2 separate regions of the Homo sapiens genome follow, and region 2 is linked to region 1. Evidence: read pairs that join two places in POLR2A ChIA-PET (ENCODE). Cell type or tissue: K562. All regions are shown on one strand. Links, peaks and the distances in the headings refer to the core of each region. The heading gives the core; the rest is flanking DNA. Region 1 holds the start of GARIN1A (golgi associated RAB2 interactor 1A). Region 2 overlaps CCDC136 (coiled-coil domain containing 136).

Region 1 (5,371 bases), core at 299-5,298:
ATCTTGGGGGCAGGTGTGCACACACTGGGCTGGGCCCTGACCTGCTATTGATCCTTTTCATTGGCCTCCCCAAATACACTTTAAGGTCATTGGCTGCAGGAACCCTGTGTCATTCTTCTCTGGGTCCTCTGTTTTATCTAACTAAAAAGATAACTGTTTTATCTAACTAAAAAGATGCACTAGCAAGAAAAAGCTGAGTGGCACTGAAGTTTTCATTCCCCCATCTTTGGGCAGGAGAAGCCAGCACTGGTTTCTAGTGGCCCAAAAGGGAGATTGTGTGAAGAAAGTCCCAGAAGGAGAGGAAAGTGAGGAAAAAGCTGTTGAATGGGGAAGACCCAGACAGCTTGAGTTGAGGGAGGTTTGGAGCACTTCTCCCAGGATGATGGAGGGGCTATCTTGTTGCTGGGTCTTGAGTGGAATGAGGACCTATTCTCTTGAAGCAGAAGGCGGCCATCACAGGACAGAAAGACTGGATGCCCACCACTGGGCACTGTGTCTCAGCTAAGACACCCCCCACCTCACTGTGCACGGCTGGCAGAAAAGCACCAGAGCTGTGGCCACTTAGGAGCCACAGGGACCTGGATAAGGAACATATGAGGAGGGACGCCTATGTTCCCAAGGCCAGAGGGCCTTCTCCCAATGCTCTACACTTTTTTTAGAAAATAGAGATGGGGTCTCACTATGTTGCCCAGACTGGTGTCAAACTCCTGGGCTCAAGTGATCTTCCCTTCTCAGCCTCCCAAAGTGCTGGGATCACAGGCATGAGCCACTATGCCCAGCCAATGTTCTAGACTTTGTAAAACTATCGACACCATTGCCCAGTCCTTGGTGGAACTGGGGATGAGGGAAAGCCCCAGGGATGACTGAAATGTAATTTCCCACCAGCCTGACCAGATGGTGTTCCCAGAAAAGTGAATTTTGATTTTGAAAAAAAAAAGTGACACTTCTTGGAGCCCTTGTTGAGGAATGAAATTCATATCCTCTGCAAAACACAAAGGGTTGTACACATTGAGAGTAAGTGCTCAATAAATGTTTGTGGGTAATGCTGCTTTGAGATGATGATAGTGATGGTGATGTGCAGGAAGGGGGAGAGAGGAAGCAGTGTAACTGTACTATAACAACTATAACTATAACTAATATGTGGGTTGCATCACTTCAAGTAAACTTTGGACTGTGTGCGGTCATTCATGCCTATAATCCCAGCACTTTGGGAGTCCAAAGCCGGAGTATCACTTGAAGCCAGGAGTTCAAGACCAGCCTGGGCAACATAGTGAGACCCTGTCTCTATCAAAAATTTTTTTTTAAAAAATCAAACTTTGAACTTTTCTGTGCGGGTCAGCCTCTCCCTAGCACATTCTAAGTTTGCTGCTACCCAGGTCACTTAGTGTCCATTCAGAGAATCTAAACAGTTTTAATATTAGGCCAAAGAAAACAGCACTTTGGGAGGCCAAGGCGGGCAGATCATGAGGTCAAGAGATCAAGACCATCTTGGCCAACATGGTGAAACCCCATCTCTACTAAAACACAAAAAAATTAGCTGGGCGAGGTGGTGCACGCCTGTGGTCCTAGCTACTCGGGAGGCTGAGATAGGAGAATTGCTTGAACCCAGGAGGCAGAGGTTGCAGTGAGCCTAGACCATGCCAGGGCAACGGAGTGAGACTCCATCTCAAAAAAAAAGCACACATTAAGAGAAGAAATTTGCAGCTGAATCATTACACCCAAATAGAAATGACTAGAAATTGGATCCTGAGACTGGACTTCCCATGTTATTGCTCTGTCTCCACCAAGGGTATGTTAGGAATGAGCTCGCCTCAGGTTTGCCAGCTGATCACCCAACTACACATCTCCTGGGGCACAGTAAAGGGACCGTGGAGCGGCAGGAGCCATAAACACAGCTCTCCAAAATCCGGGGACTCCATTAGGGAGCAGCTCGCTGCTCTGTGAAGAGTCTCCAAATTAAGCCCAAGACCCACCTCAAACTGTTCCCACCTTCTCTCCTATAACCCCTGGCTACTTTCCCATTCCATTTGAATGGGTCTGTGTCTTGCAGACCTTGCATTCCAGCCTCCCTGCCTTTCCTTAGGTACTTTGAAGCCCCTCTGTCTGGGATATCCTCCCCGCTGCTCTTCCACTTACCAAAATCTCAGCAGTCTCTCAAAGAATGGCTTAAGACCCTTCTGGAAAGCCTTCTTCAACTGCCAAAGTCCAGAGAGAATGCCTTGAATGAATGCCCCCAGCACCTGCTCTCTGCAGTCATGCCTGGTGCATCAGCTGGCCCAAGCTCTCTGACATAGAGCTTGCTTAGACAGTTACCAAATAACAGGTAAACCAAACTCATAGGCTTCCTGGCCAGGGACACTCTGATTTTTCTCTGCACCTCCTGCCCTGCACTCAGTAGATGTTTAGTGTGTGCTTACTGGCTGATTAACTGGTTATGCTCTCCTGCGCAGGAGCATGGGTTCAGGCTAGACCGCTAGAGGGAGGCAGGCAGCACCCGCGTTAAGACTTGATACTTACGAAAACGACCACCTTCCACTCCCAGTGGCCCCATCCCAGGCTCACTTCCATTGGTCATGTCACCACCATCCTTTTAGGGAATGGTAGGATCTGGGCAACACCTATTTACCCAGTGTCTTTGCTTTCAAACAAGGCTGTTTCTAAACCATCCCAGACTGAGGAGGATGGATTTCAGAGCAGAGTTTCTAACAGCAACCTTCATTCCCTGTAACCATCCACTTTGGACAAGTGGCCCAGAAAGGGCCTGTGAACCCTGCCTGGAGACTGAGCTCTGATCTCTCATTTGTAAAGCATAAATCAATTTCCCTAGAACAGATGACCTGCAGGTAGCTCTATCATACGGTAGGCACAAATGGAGGTGAACTTGGGACCCAGACCTTCTGGTTTTCTCTAGCTTTGGTGGCTTCTTTGTCCCCCCGCCCCCCCCTCCCCCAGGGCTTTAAAAGGCCACAGCATCTCCTAACCAACCCCTAGGAACAGGTTTTGGAAACAGAAAGACAGCTGGCCCTGAGCTCCACGAGGGTACCTGGATAAAGTTGCTTTCAAACACCACCGAGTTGGAGAACAAATTGAATTCTGGAGAATGAATCAGTTGACAAAGAAGGCCATTTTCCACCCCAAGTTCCACTCCAGGGCCTGGTTCCCTGACCTCAGGTGGGAGGCCCCTGATTTTACTCATTGGTTCTTGGTAAGAATGGGCTTGGGAACATTTCTGGGGCTCCACGCCGACCCAGCCCAATGCCAGGATGTTGATGTGATCTGCCCCCACCTCCCCAGCATTTCCTCCCCATTTACTTACGGGCTGTCCACCAGGGCTGGGAGGGCCTGTCAGCTCACAATGGCAGGAATGACATCAAGGAATGTGATGGTGACAACAGAAAAGGGAAAAAAAAAAGAAGAGGAAGGACAGAGGATGTGCCAGGCTCTTTTCTCCCTCTTTCCACCAACTACAAACCAGCAGTAATGCAGCCTATTCCACTTTGTAAACATTCAGCCTTACCCCACATGGAAAAAATGACCCTCCCAAAGTTATGCCAAGGCAGCAGTGAGCTGGCCAGATGCAAGGAAGGCTCTCGGGAACATACAGGCTTTAATCCTCTTGGCTCCCCTTGAAGCCCCTCACCAAACTTCCATGGGACTTGTTCACCTGCCCAGGGAAGTCTAAGGATAGGAAAAAGGGAGTTCATCTTCCCTACCCCATCTCATGGGAGAAAAGGAGATTTTTTTTTTTTTTTAAAGAAATGGACACCTGTTAACTAAACTGAGAAGCTTATTTATTTGGAAACAGTGGGCAAAGGAGAAGGCAGTGGCACAGTTGTATGCTGGAGCCAGACCAAAACAGGTCACGAGAGCTGGTTGTTACATTTTCAGGAATGCTACAAACCAGTTGTTAAACACAGCAATTATTAAAACTTTTTTTTTTTTTTTTTTGAGACAGAGTTTTGCTCTTGTTGCCCAGGCTAGAGTGCAGTGGCGTGATCTCGGCTCACCACAACCTCCGCCTCCCATCTTCAAGCAATTCTCCTGCCTCAGCCTCCCGAGTAGCTGGGATTACAGGCATGCACCACCACACCCGGATAATTTTGTATTTTTAGTAGAGACAGGGTTTCTCCATGTTGGTCAGGCTGGTCTGGAACACCTGACCTCAGGCGATCCACCCACCTCGGCCTCCCAAAGTGCTGGGATTACAGTCATGAGCCACCAAGCCCAGCCTTTAAAACTTAAATGATATAAACTTGGCTGGGCTTGGTGGCTCATGACTGTAATCCCAGCACTTTGGGAGGCCGAGGTGGGTGGATCGCCTGAGGTCAGGTGTTCGAGACTAGCCTGGTCAACGGGTGAAACCCCGTCTCAACTAAAACTACAAAAATTAGCCGGGTGTGGTGTGGGTACCTGTAGTCCAGCTACTTGGGAGGCTGGGGCAGGGCGATCGCTTGAATCTGGGAGGTGGAGGTTGTGATGAGCCAAGATGGTGCCACTGCACTCCAGCCTAAGCGACAAAGCAAGACTCTGTCTCAAAAAAAAGAAAAGAAAAGAAACAGTATACAGTGGTGGGCTGCTGCATATCTCTTCCCAGGGTGTGTTCAGGAACTTCATCTTGTTAGCTAGCTTGAAATCAGCAAGTGCTACAAATCAGGGTTTGATTTATTGTTCTGTTGATTGTCTAAACTAAAGTGATAGAGAAAATGTTAATTATGCAGATTAAACTTAAAGATGTGTCTGTAGCTATTATATTTTGGGCATAGAAAAATCTGAGAAAATAGCCTTCCAGTATTTGAAGACTTACCTAATTTAGCGAAGAAGTTGCCCACGTCATTGACAAATGAGTAAAGTTCCAATACACAACTTTGTTATTTCACTTTTGCCTTGCTCATTAATGTAAATCAAAATATCAACCAATATTCATGTCAGAACTATACTTGCTTGTCAGTTGCAATCATAGGTTGGCTAGAAATATCAGCGTTTGACAAAAATCAACAAAAGCTTTTGGTAAGAATCAACTGGTCATATGAAATTTACAATAAAGAGTATTATAAGGCCAGGTGCAGTGGCTCACGCCTGTAATCCCAGCACTTCAGGAGGCCAAGGTGGGTGGATTGTTTGAACTTAGGAGTTCAAGATCAGCCTGGGCAACATGGTAAAACCTCGTCTCTACAAAAAATACAAAAATTACCCGGGTGTGGTGGCACGCCCTGTGGTCCCAGCTATTTGGGAGGCTGAGGTGGGAGGATCACTTGAGTCCAGAAGGCAGAGGTTGCAGTGAGCAGAGATTGTGCCACTGCGCTCCAGCTTGGGTGACAGAATGAGACTCCCATCTCAAAAAAAAAAAAAAAAGGGATCCTAAAATTGTATA
Region 2 (5,371 bases), core at 81-5,080, 140 kb before region 1:
ACCTTCAGGCTCAGTCCCCTCGCCCACCCCTAGTTCTAAAATCAGCCCCGGCCTTGAATGCGGCAATATGAAGAATTGGAATCAAAGTCTTACTATTAGTTCCTGTATCTCCTGCCCCAATTCTGAATCTGGCCTCTGGGCATGTTGGGCCTGGCTTCTTGGCTGCTGATGTCCAGGATGAGATCTGATCAGTTAAGGAAATATTTTATACCTGGTTCCCAGCTGTGTTACCCAGGCCTCCAGCCTGGACATCTGATGCCCCTGGAATATGATCCAGCCTCACAGTGTTGACTTCTGCTACTCCCTGGTTCTCCTTGTTCAGAATAAGATCTGAATGAATAGATTTGGCCTAAACCGAAACTGTCTACCTGCCCCTCCTTGCCCACGCTGAGACCTCAGAACAACTTTATCCCCCAACCCTGAAGAGAATTGTATGGTGATCTCCACCTGTGTCACCTCATCTGAATGACCTCTTGCTGGTACTTGAGAGGCATCAATTTTCTGGTCTAACCCCTGTGACCTTGCTCTGTTACTGCCACCAAAGTTCCAATGAAGATAGTGTGGTCAGTACTAAGAACCCCATATGCTAGGAATTCTTCTCTTGGAAATGAAAGGCCCCAAATTTGCCTCATAGAGAACACCAAAGGTGATAGATTTTGATAACTGAGAAGTGTACTTTTCCACTCAAGAAAAAGATGACATTTAGAGTCAGTCCAAAGGAATCCAAACAAACACCAAACTGATATTATACATCTTACTGGGAATGAGTCGAATGATCTGATGACAGACTTCTGGTCATCCCAGCTCTGCCCTGAGTGCTCATAGTGCTTCAACTGGGCACTGTGAATATCAGTGTGATAAAGGATAATGGCATCTAGGTGAGGTCCTCAGGCCGTATCTAAAAGCCACCTCTTAATGGAGCCTGTGAGTGGTCACAGCTGGTGAAAGGCAGGGCTTTTGCCTTATCCTTACCCCTGGCCAAACACGCCTTCCCAACTCTGACCCTTCGGCGGTGCCCACTCTCTCTGCCATGCTGTTGTGCTCAGGAGAACTGTCTCCCTACCTCTTGCTATGGTTACCTTGTTTCGATTACATTTGGAGGACTTAGCCAATTTGGAATCATCGGGATTCTCCAACACTTCCTGGAAATGAGACTCTTTGAAACGTCGCAGCTCTTCGTGGATCTCTAATTGTTCTTTTAATACACAGTCTTGGTTCTGTATCAGCTTCTTCTGTTCCTCCTGCATGCCTTGGTAGAGCAGCTGCAGCTCACACAGGTCTTCTAACTTGGTGAGTAGCTCCTGACTCTGAGGCGGAGTAGAAGGAAGGAGGCAAGGGATGGTGGTGGTCACACAGGAAGTCTGATGCCTCCTTGGTGCCTCATCCCCGTTGTGAACAATTCCCTGAAGAATCTCAGGGTTGACTTCACAGAGCCCATCTGGGGACGGGGGAGCCCTTCTATGGAGACCTGCTAAAAGTGGCAGTGGTCTCTTGTGTTGGGATATATTTTGTAGTTTACAAAGTGGCTTCAGGTGCATTTTCTCCAGATGGACTAAATACCTAAATATAAACTGCTGCACAGATTCCTGAGTATAAAAGGTATTTTAAGATTTAAAGCCCTTATAAGAAAAACTCTAATTGGCTCTATGGAGCTTTTTGGTTTGGGGAGAGTGGTGAGAAAGTAAGGAGTGGTTGGTAAGAGAAAAAGTTCAATCCCCACCCTTTTATTTTTCCCTAGTCACACAGGGAAGCTTCTCAGAGCAGCTTCCCCGCAGTTAGCAGCTGCCTGTGGCAGAGTTACCTTGAGTAAGAGGCCACTCTTTGGCAGTGGCAGTGTGAGCCTGTGCAGCTCTTCCTGCAGCTGGCCCTGCTCCTCCTGCATCCTCCTCTGATCCTCCAGGAGCTCACACTGCTCCATCTGCAGCTGCCCCATCTCCTTCTGGCTGGCCTTGTACTTTTCCTGCAATTCTGTCAGTCTGGACAGCAGTGTGTCACACTGTGGGTGGGGGCGGGTGTGGAGGGGGTGGTTACTCTGTAAGGTAAGCTTCTTGGGTGGCTAACAGAGCACTTCTGCGCTCTCCTGCCTCTTGTGATCCTCTCCCTGTGCAGTCACCTTGGACTGGTCACCCCAAGCCACAATGCATTCTGGCTGTTTAGATACCGATTGGGGATCCCCTGCAGGCTGCTCCTTCAGAGCAGGTTGCTCTAGACTGGTGGCTGGCCTTGCTCTAAACTTCCACCATTCCTTTCTGGGGGCAGTTTGATGGGGAATGCTATCGATGCCCCTTTCTCATTTCCCCCTTCCTCTTCTCCGGCCCTTTCCTTTATACACCATATTCCCACCCTGTTGGGAACTCTTAGCTCCTGTTATTCTCATTAACCCCAGTTGTTTTTTAATGCAACTACACTCCTTACAAATAAGGACTTAATTTCACCCTAATTTTTCCCATTTTTGCTTTCCTAATTCTCTCTTTAAATCTTTAGAAAGTATGCGCTATTGGTAAATTTGGGTTGAGAAGACTAAATCATCCCATTTCCAAAAACCCAGATCTTCTAATATCAGACAGATCTCAATGCTGTTTTACGGCTAGAGAAAAAGCAGGTGCTGTCTGCCAGCATGCTTCTCCTTTCCCATCATTTTTCCCATTAGGGGAAGAGGTGACGAGCAAGTCACAGATCACCTGGGCTCCTAAATTGAGTAGCAGTGGAAAAAGGAGGAAACGTGAGCCTGGATATAGAAAGGCAAAGAGACTGCTGAGGTGGCCCAAATAACCTTCCCAGTCCTCCGTCTCCTGAAGGCCTTTCCCCAGGGACAGGAACTACTGAGTTTTCTGGCAGAATGTGACCAACTCCACCATCGTTAGAGACTCTTGGGCCTCTTCTCCAACATGCTTCAACACCTTTCCATTTCCCATCAGTAATCAGGAGCTGAAAGTGCTCAACAGGATAAATGATAACGGCTTGCATTTTATACACTATGGAAAAGAAAAAAAATGAATAAGGCCTTATTTATCACTACCAGGATTTACTGCTAAAAGGAAGTGAGTTAAGAGTAGTATTCTCTTCCATTTAAAGAGGGCACAATTCAACCTTCCACAATTTAATTACTGGCAGGGCATGGCGGCTCATGCCTGTAATCCCAGCACCTTGGGAGGCCGAGGCAGGTGGATCACCTGAGGTCAGGAGTTCGAGACCAGCCTGACCAACATGGCGAAACCCGGTCTCAACTAAAAATACAAAAATTAGCCAGGCACAATGGCATGTGCCTGTAGTCCCAGCTACTTGGGAGGCTGAGATAGGAGAATTGCTTGAACCCAGGAGGCGGAGGCTGCAGTGAGCTGAGATCGTGTCACTGCACACTCCAGCCTGGGCGACAGAGTGAGACTCCATTTCATAAAAAAAGAATTTAACTACTTCAAAGTCACAGAATAAATCCTAGAAGAGCCTAGGTCCTTCTCTTGCCCAATCAGCACTCTGGGCACAAGACCGTACCCCTTTATAAGACCATTTGCAATCTGACCCAGAAAACTGGCCCCTTTCTCTAGTTCCAACAATAATATTTGTGTAATGGGCCCATGTATATGTTCCCCTCCAAGAATGACTAGATATCACTACAGTTCTAATACCATTGTATAAATGTCTACATACATGGAATCATGTGTAAAACTTTCAGGGGTTCAGACTGGGATCCAAAGGTATTGATCCTACTAAGCTGTGGCTCTGGCTCAAAGTCAAGGTCAGGGCAAACAATTTTGAAGTTAGCAGCATGTGGCCCTGCCTCTGCTTCCTGCCTAGGAAGGCCATCAAGCCCTTGGGTTGGGTGCCTTCACTTTTTGCCTCTGTACCTCTTCTCTCTGGAGCAAGTGCCCAGGAGCTGTCACCTCTCTGAACGACAATTACCTTATTAGCACACTTTCCTTTGTCCTCCGGAATGGGGTGGGAGGCCTTGAGCTCTTTCAGCTCCAGCTGGCAGAGCAGGAGGTCCTGCTCCAGCTGGTCATACATGTGCTTCTGCCGCTCCAGCTCGTCCTTGCTGGCCTGGTACAGCTGCTTCATCTCCTGAAGCTGAGCGTGCGTCTCTGTGTCCTGGGCAGGGGAGGCAGGCCTGGCCATCATCCCAGGCACTCCTGCTGCTGGACTCTCTCCTCCCAGGCGGGGACTAAGGGGACCCATCTTCCCTTGTCCTTCTCAGCCCCAATTTCATCCCAGCCAGGGATAGATACCCAAGATGGACCCGTCCCTGACAGGCTTGAAACACAGACCTTCCCAGTGCAGCCTTTCCAGTTAAATAAATAAATAAATAAATATAAAAATAATTTAAAAAGAAACACAGACCTTCTGGGGCTTCCTTTTTTGGGAGGTGGGGAGGCAAAGGGACTTCCTTTTTATATGCTGCTTTTCTGATTTAAAATCAAAGGAAGCTGAGAGCCTTGTGACTCCCCGAGGTCACCTTTCTCCTAAGCACCTCTTTGGCCCCCTCACTGCCAGCTCCTCCACACTCCTACCATTCCCTCTCGTCCTCTGTGCTCTCACCCTCACACAAGATGATGCCTGGCTACATCCTCCCTCACCAGGAGCTTCTTTTACCTTCTCATTGCTCTCTTTGAAGGAGGCCACCGTATCCCTGAGGTGCTGCAGCTCTGCCTCATGGCACTGCAGCTCCTCCTGCAGCTGCTGCTGCCGTTCCAGCAGCTTTTCCTTCTCACATGTGACGTTCTGGTGCTGGAGGTGCAGCTTCTGCAGCCGGCACAGTAACTCCTATGGTAGAGGGGGCTTTGGGCAGTGCCTTTGGGCTCCTTAACCCACTCACTCTTCTGTGTGAGTCACTTGAAGACACCAACAGTCTAAGATTTGCTTCTTCCTGCCCTTCACTTCCTAATGTCCTCATATCTAATGTAGTACTCGAGCAGGGCTGGAGTTCTTTACCTGTGGTGCTGCCTATGTGGTTGCTGGAATTATTTTTAACTCACTACTCTTATCCACCTTCCCCAAAACCTCAGAAGGATGCCCTTAGCACCTAAGTTGTCCCCTCACCTCTGGTTGCTGTTACCTTCTCACTCTGGTTTTCTACAAGTGTGGATTTCATGACTTTGAGCTGCCGGAGCTCAGTCTGAAGTTGCAGCTGCATCTTCAAGAGCTCGTTCTGCTCATCCTGGCTAGTATCATATTTTTTCTGCAGGGTACAGAGTCTGGACTTCAGCTCCTCATTCTGTGGTAGGGAGGATGTGAGTAGAACAGTTACTCTCAAGAAACAGCAGGTCTTTCTACGGATCAGTTGGGTTCCTTTTCAGATGCAGACATCTTGAGGAGCTCCCACAGGTCTAGGGTTTGGTTTCTTCTGTGAGATGGACACTCAGTAATGACCACCATT

The links. Peaks named below come from ENCODE experiments on the same cell type or tissue, not always from the same donor. Only the 100,000 strongest peaks of a DNase experiment are listed, where the experiment ranks them.
Region 2: POLR2A ChIA-PET joins it to region 1 with 6 read pairs; 2 of 35 experiments call an interaction of 5 or more read pairs at or near these places.

Annotation. Positions count from the first base shown.
Region 1 is chr7:128,670,223-128,675,593 of GRCh38, reverse strand. It overlaps GARIN1A (golgi associated RAB2 interactor 1A), which reads right to left and starts at 3,302. Exons shown (of 5, transcript NM_001128926.4): 1 at 3,044-3,302. The coding sequence starts at 3,196. RefSeq lists a silencer at 2,381-2,440. In K562, for the core only: a CTCF peak has its summit at 2,462 (motif pointing right); a DNase peak (open chromatin) is centred at 2,463; H3K27me3 peaks cover 2,893 bases.
Region 2 is chr7:128,806,075-128,811,445 of GRCh38, reverse strand. It overlaps CCDC136 (coiled-coil domain containing 136), which reads right to left. Exons shown (of 18, transcript NM_022742.5): 8 at 5,051-5,209; 9 at 4,588-4,758; 10 at 3,901-4,086; 11 at 1,802-1,996; 12 at 1,080-1,307. Among named protein-coding and RNA genes, the nearest start is that of CCDC136, 17 kb to the right of the region's middle. In K562, for the core only: no CTCF peak of the experiment used is centred there; a DNase peak (open chromatin) is centred at 2,033.